Linked DNA regions of Homo sapiens: region 2 is linked to region 1. The links are chromatin contacts, found by Hi-C in ENCODE. All regions are on one chromosome and are shown on one strand. The core of a region is the stretch at or near the end of the contact, and the rest is flanking DNA. Distances in the headings are between cores, read along the strand shown.

Region 1 (3,380 bases), core at 857-3,356:
CCTGGGCAGTGAGGTCATGGACCTGAGTGTGCCTGTCCTTTCTGCATTCCCTGCGGTGCAGCGCGGTGTGTGGCTTTTTATCCGAGTGCACCTGTTCCCCTGCATTCCTGGGTGGCGTTCTTCTCCTTTCCCTTCTTGGACCTTCAAAGCACGATTCTTCAGGTTCTTTCCAGGTCTTCGGGCCAGATCTGTGGAATCGTACTGTGATTTCTCAGAAGCTTTGTTTCATAAGACTGTTGGTTGTGTTAAAGGAGCATGATCTGTGAAGGTCGGTGACAAAAGAGGAAAGTGAAGGGAAGGGCACCCTGACACATGGCTCCTGAGAGGGGCATCCCCTCGGCAGCTGCAGAAGTGAGTGAGCGTAACTCCACTGCGAAGGGGTCTCAGCGTCTCTGAGCGGAGCTCCCCCAGCGCAGTTCCCCCAGCGCCACCTTGAAGGCGTGAGGGGCATGGGGTCAGGGGGTGAGGAGGGGCCCTTTGGCCTATTTGTGGGTGGACAGGAGCATGCTGAGAAGCCCCTTCCTGCATCTTTTTCTGTCTTCTGGTCATCACCAGGGGAGGGAGAGGGTGCTGGCCACAAACCACTTGATGCTGGGGGCTAACGGGAGCAGGTGTGGAGAGGGAAGCCCATTGAGCTCTTTGCCTGGTGGATGTTGCTATGAATTTTGGATTTTGATTATACGATGATAAAAATTACACAAAAATGCAAATGCTCTGCTATTCATTCAAATATGCAACAAATATTTGTGTACCCTCTATGTGCCAGATATTATGAATGTTGTATCTGCCATCATTTTTCTTAGAAAATTATTCAGCATTTCTTAGGCTACGCACGAGCTTAGTTATTCTTGACCTCCTAGGCATACCCAAACATTTAGTTAGTGCCTCAGGGCGCCTCATCTCCAGGCCTCTGATGTGCAGGCCCCCGGCCCCTGTGTTTTGTGGTCAGAGCACTCAGGAGCAGCCCCTTCGGTCTGAATGCATGCCATGTGAGTGTCTCATCTTTGCCATTAGGTACAAGGGATTCATACACATTTAACAGTTTATATATTTAATAGCTATTTTTCTAAGACGCTTAGCACAATGAACGCCAGCCACACAGGTCCCTGTGTGTTAAGGATGAGTGGAGGCCTCCATTTCCCACCCCCGTGCCCAAACCTGCAGTCATGATGCCTCTCTTGGGCGAGATCCGAACCCTAGGGGGCTTTTTGGGGTCCTCAGTGCTTCTCTGCTACCTCACTTGTTTCTGCTGAAATGGAAAACAAAGGAAGCTGTCTTCAGCAATAGGAGGGTACCAATTTGGTTTGAGGGCAAAGTGAAAGGTTCTTTGTGGCCCTAAAAACCACAGTAGGACCACTGAACTGTGGCTTTCCCAGGCCCCAGTGCATGCAAAGTCCTTGACACTCGAGTTGGAAAAAGTGGGGTATTAGGAGGAGGAAGTCTCAGCGCTCCTCTGTGGTCACTCACTGCTTCTCTCTCACTCCCTTTCTCCTTTTTCTCTCTCTGCGTCTCAGGCTTCAAGACCTCCGACATCTGGAGGCTCCATGCAAATCCCACCAAACGTGTGAAACTGCCTCAGTAGCCCACACGAAGTAGAATTGATAGGAAGTATGTGAGGGTTGAGGTGCACTGTGCTCATATGCATTGTGCTCATAGATGGGAAATTTTGTTTGTAAGCATTCAAATATCAATCGGATTTTTTACTTTCATATTTTGGAGAAAAGAATCTTTGCTCCAGTTCTTATGTATTTTTGGGAACCCTTGCAGAACTCATAGACCCCATAACCCTGGGGCACAGGGTTGGGGGTTAGACACCCCAAGGTCCTGTTTCCTGCTGAGGGACCTGGGCTAACGCCTCTGGCAACTCCTATTTCAAGCTTTAAATGAAGTGTTTCTTGGCTTCCCTTTCCTGCATTTGCTGTTCACAGAGTCCCCACCACCTTCAACTGTCACCTCATTTGCTCCACCAGGCACCGCTGAGATGGTCATCCTGCAAGAAAACTCTGATATTGTCACTCTTGTACATAAAGACTCCTGTGGCAGCACTTGCTTACTGTGAGGTCCAGCATGCGGCTGAGCCAGCAGGACTTTCACTTTCGGGTCTGACTCACATCCTCTCTTGTGTCCCCAGCCACCCCGACCCCCAGTGTGGGCATTCCCACTCATCGCTCTGTCCCCTTCACAACCTTGTGTCCCCGGCCACCCAGGATAGGGGCTCCTCCTGTGGGATAGGGGCTCCTCCTGTGGGATAGGGACTCCTCCTGTGGGATAGGGGCTCCTCCTGTGGCATAGGGACTCCTCCTGCAGGATATGAGCTCCTCTTACGGGATAGGGACTCCTCCTGTGGGATAGGGGCTCCTCCTGTGGGATAGGGGCTCCTCCTGTGGGATAGGGACTCCTATGGGATAGGGACTCCTCCTATGGGATAGTGGCTCCTCCTGTGGGATAGGGACTCCTCCTGTGGGATAGGGACTCCTCCTGCAGGATATGAGCTCCTCTTACGGGATAGGGACTCCTCCTGTGGGATAGGGGCTCCTCCTGTGGGATAGGGGCTCCTCCTGTGGGATAGGGACTCCTATGGGATAGGGACTCCTCCTATGGGATAGTGGCTCCTCCTGTGGGATAGGGACTCCTCCTGTGGGATAGGGGCTCCTCTTACGGGATAGGGACTCCTCCTGTGGGATAGGGGCTCCTCCTGTGGGATAGGGATTCCTCCTGTGGGATAGGGGCTCCTCCTGTGGGATAGGGGCTCCTCCTGTGGGATAGGGACTCCTCCTGTGGGATAGGGGCTCCTCCTGTGGCATAGGGACTCCTCCTGCAGGATATGAGCTCCTCTTACGGGATAAGGACTCCTCCTGTGGGATAGGGGCTCCTCCTGTGGGATAGGGGCTCCTCCTGTGGGATAGGGGCTCCTCCTGTGGGATAGGGGCTCCTCCTGTGGGATAGGGGCTCCTCCTGTGGGATAGGGATTCCTCCTGTGGGATAGGGGCTCCTCCTGTGGGATAGGGACTCCTCCTGTGGGATAGGGATTCCTCCTGTGGGATAGGGGCTCCTCCTGTGGGATAGGGACTCCTCCTGTGGGATAGGGGCTCCTCCTGTGGGATAGGGATTCCTCCTGTGGGATAGGGGCTCCTCCTGTGGGATAGGGGCTCCTCCTGCGGGATAGGGGCTCCTCCTGCGGGATAGGGACTCCTCCTGCGGGATAGGGACTCCTCCTGCGGGATAGGGGCTCCTCCTGCGGGATATGAGCTCCTCTTACGGGATAGGGGCTCCTCCTGCGGGATATGAGCTCCTCTTACGGGATAGGGGCTCCTCCTGTGGGATAGGGGCTCCTCCTGTGGGATAGGGATTCCTCCTGTGGGATAGGGGCTCCTCCTGTG
Region 2 (3,322 bases), core at 55-2,554, 130 kb before region 1:
ATTGATGGAGAGTTAACTTTTGGTTTACAATGTAAATGTTTATTTAAAAACAGACATTATTTTATGTACCATTACAAATATACTGCTACCCAGCTGCTCGGGAGGCTGAGGCAGGAGAATGCTTGAACTCGGGAGGCGGAGGTTGCAGTGAGCCGAGATCGCACCATTGCTCTCCAGCCTGGGCGACAGAGCGAGACTCCATCTCAAATAAAACAAAAACAAACAAATATACTGCCAACTAAACTGTGATTTTGTCAAAAATAAATGTTGTTGATGACTTTACTTCCATTAAAGCCACTGTAGTAGCCAAGGGAAAGCTTCCTTTTTGTCCTCTGAAGGTTCACTGAAAAGTCAACTGACAAAAGGCACATTAATTGGAGAAAGGGCATACAAATTTATTAACATGCACATGGGGGAGAACCAGAGTGATTTTGCTGAAGCCCCAAATGGGGTTCAGAAACTTATATACCATCTTGAGGTTACAGAATGGGGGTTTGGATTGTGGCATAACAGGTTATGCGGGTGGAGACCTGGCTGACAACCACGGTCTTGTTATGTAAATGAAACCTCCTAAGTAGAACTCCTTAAAGAGAACAGGTGGTACATGTTTCTTTCAGACCTTTGCAAACCAACAGTAAAATTCTAAACCCTCCAACCGACTGATGGACCCTCTGCTTGCCCAAGGGCATTCTGAAGTTAACCTGAAAAACTAGTTCAGGCAATGATGGGAAGTGGGGGTTGGCCATGCCTCATTATACACTCCTCCCTTGGAATTCAGGTACAGCAAGCCAGCACTAACATTAAAACAGAGACCTTAAGACTGACAGAAAAGACTCTTCTGCAGAGGCTTCTTCATTACTCTCAGGCACACAGGATTCTTGGTTTCCGCTGTAGGGTCCTCACTTTACCTGTTCAACCTTCATTTGTCTTTCACTGCCTACTCTTGGTTAGCACTCGGCCAGCGCACAGGTTTCCCACACCCTGAGGTGGACACCAGCAGGGAAGGTTTGCGGGAGGGCTCTGCCTCCCTGGCGGCCACCCGCAGGCCCACAGCAAGACATGTGCAGAGGTGAGCGGAGCGCCGTCACCAGCTGCCACTCTCCCAAAGACCAGAACCATCCCAGAGCACCCGGAGGCACCAGGAAAGCGGCTCGGAGGCAGAGGCGCCAGGGGCGGGGCTGATGCCGAGAGGTTTCCTCTGCCCCGTTCCCTCGCATTGGTCCTGCAACCGCTCCCGTCAGACGCGTTTCCGCCTCCTGTCCTCCGGAAAGGTGCCCGCCTCTTGCCTTCCGGCCCGGCGCCCGATTTCCGCCTTCCGACCCAGCTGTGGGCTGCGCCCCACGCCAGCCCGCGCCCCGCATGGCTGCCGCCGGGGCCAGGCCTGTGGAGCTGGGCTTCGCCGAGTCGGCGCCGGCGTGGCGACTGCGCAGCGAGCAGTTCCCCAGCAAGGTGGGCGGGCGGCCGGCATGGCTGGGCGCGGCCGGGCTGCCGGGGCCCCAGGCCCTGGCCTGCGAGCTGTGCGGCCGCCCGCTCTCCTTCCTGCTGCAGGTGTATGCGCCGCTGCCTGGCCGCCCGGACGCCTTCCACCGCTGCATCTTCCTCTTCTGCTGCCGCGAGCAGCCGTGCTGTGCCGGCCTGCGAGGTGAGCCGCCAAACGGGGTCGGGACGGGGCCATGCCTCCGACGCGTGCGCGGCGTTAATTCCGGGAGCGACCAGGGGGACGGCGGCAAGCACCGCTGCCGCCCCAGCCTCAGAGCTCCCTCTCCGCGCTGCCCCAGGAGCACCTTCTCCCGGGCCCTTCCAGGATGTGCTCATTTTTGCTACATAAGCTTCTAACTGTGCCCACGCGCATTGGTAACCCCCAGCTTTTAATCAGTGGGTACCAGGTATGGTGTTAATTCAGATAATAGAAATTGTCTTGGAAAGATGGATCCCAGTAGCTTTTTCGTATTTTTGGCAGTCGTTCTTAACGATCAGTCTTATTAATTTGATTAACTCAAACCACCTCTAGGAGGCAACTCAGTTGCGTGTACCGGACGAAATCTAGTTTCTGGATTTTAAAAGCTTATTCCTGAAAGCAAAAACTTTCATTTCTTTTTTGTTGTTGTTATTTTCAGTTTTACGTGCAGAGGATAAAATATGTGAATTGCTGTTTTGTTTGAAGATAAAACTTTTCTCTGTATTCTTTTTTAGTTTTTAGGAATCAACTACCCAGGAAAAACGATTTTTACTCATATGAGCCACCTTCTGAGAATCCTCCCCCAGAAACAGGAGAATCAGTGTGTCTCCAGCTTAAGTCTGGTGCTCATCTCTGCAGGGTTTGTGGCTGTTTAGGCCCCAAAACGTGCTCCAGATGCCACAAAGCATATTACTGCAGCAAGGAGCATCAGACCCTAGACTGGAGATTGGGACATAAGCAGGCTTGTGCACAACCAGGTGGGTAATCTTTTTTTTAAGTCTCAGTTCAGTTTCATCGCCTTTGTCAACCCAGATATTTCCAGGACAACTTTAAAGGTAAAATTAGGAAAGGTATAGTACTTTAAAATTTTTCATGCCTGGAACACCTTTGTAAAAAAAAAAAAAAGGCTGTGAAGTCTGAATCACTGAATAATGTCACCATATAGGCATTTAATTTATGACCCTTTATCTAAAATGCCAGAACTATAGGGAATATAGTACTTTAGAGACAGCAAATTATTAGACTGTCTTCAAAACTAAATGATTACTAATAGTGCTGTCCTTTTTGTTTCAGATCATCTGGACCATATAATTCCAGACCACAACTTCCTTTTTCCAGAATTTGAAATTGTAATAGAAACAGAAGATGAGATTATGCCTGAGGTTGTGGAAAAGGAAGATTACTCAGAGATTATAGGGAGCATGGGTAAGCAGTTTCAGGACTTCATTCATTAAGTGGTTAAACATAATACTTGGAAGAAAGGGCTCCATGTGCCTAGAAGAGAGGTACTGAGAGGAAGACTCACTTTGGAGGCTGTAGCATACAATTTTCAGATATTGCCTCAGGTAAAAATATACTTCCTGGACTTTGTTTTCTGACACATAAGAGGTGTGTTCTGCTCCCTGTAAAGACAAGGGTGGGTATCCAGATGGTCCCATGAGTAGGGCTGCACAAGATGCTGGAGGCTTGGTAAGTTCCTCTGGGTCGCAGATCGGTTTCTCGGGTCGGGATAGTGTGAGTGCCTAGCACAGTGTCGGGCACGCAGAAGGGCCCCTTAAAAGTTTCTCTTTCATCTGGCCAGTTTTAGATACACAATTTTGTCAGTTTACTTACAGTGCATACTCTTGGGTAGTACTTGTGCTG

What was found. Hi-C counts contacts between places; a loop is a spot of excess contacts on that map. Pooled maps may share reads with other maps.
Region 2: a loop to region 1 is called in a map of CD8-positive, alpha-beta T cell, with 13 times the contacts of the local background. The contact joins the promoter of PDCD2 here to the enhancer-like site in region 1. A Hi-C loop is called at or near these places in 1 of 168 maps with a recorded cell type or tissue (CD8-positive, alpha-beta T cell) and 1 of 50 pooled maps.

Annotation. Positions count from the first base shown.
Region 1 is chr6:170,458,362-170,461,741 of GRCh38, reverse strand. It overlaps LOC124901235, which reads left to right. Exons shown (of 3, transcript XM_047419615.1): 3 at 1-2,411. The coding sequence ends at 259. Among named protein-coding and RNA genes, the nearest start is that of PSMB1, 93 kb to the left of the region's middle. Within about 2 kb of position 2,106, at least 3 of the 41 ENCODE cell types and tissues checked have a DNase peak (open chromatin) inside an H3K27ac peak, as active enhancers do; they include CD8-positive, alpha-beta T cell, where a contact is called at or near this core.
Region 2 is chr6:170,582,619-170,585,940 of GRCh38, reverse strand. It overlaps PDCD2 (programmed cell death 2), which reads left to right and starts at 1,304. Exons shown (of 6, transcript NM_002598.4): 1 at 1,304-1,642; 2 at 2,194-2,436; 3 at 2,753-2,884. The coding sequence starts at 1,360. RefSeq lists a silencer at 1,335-1,574.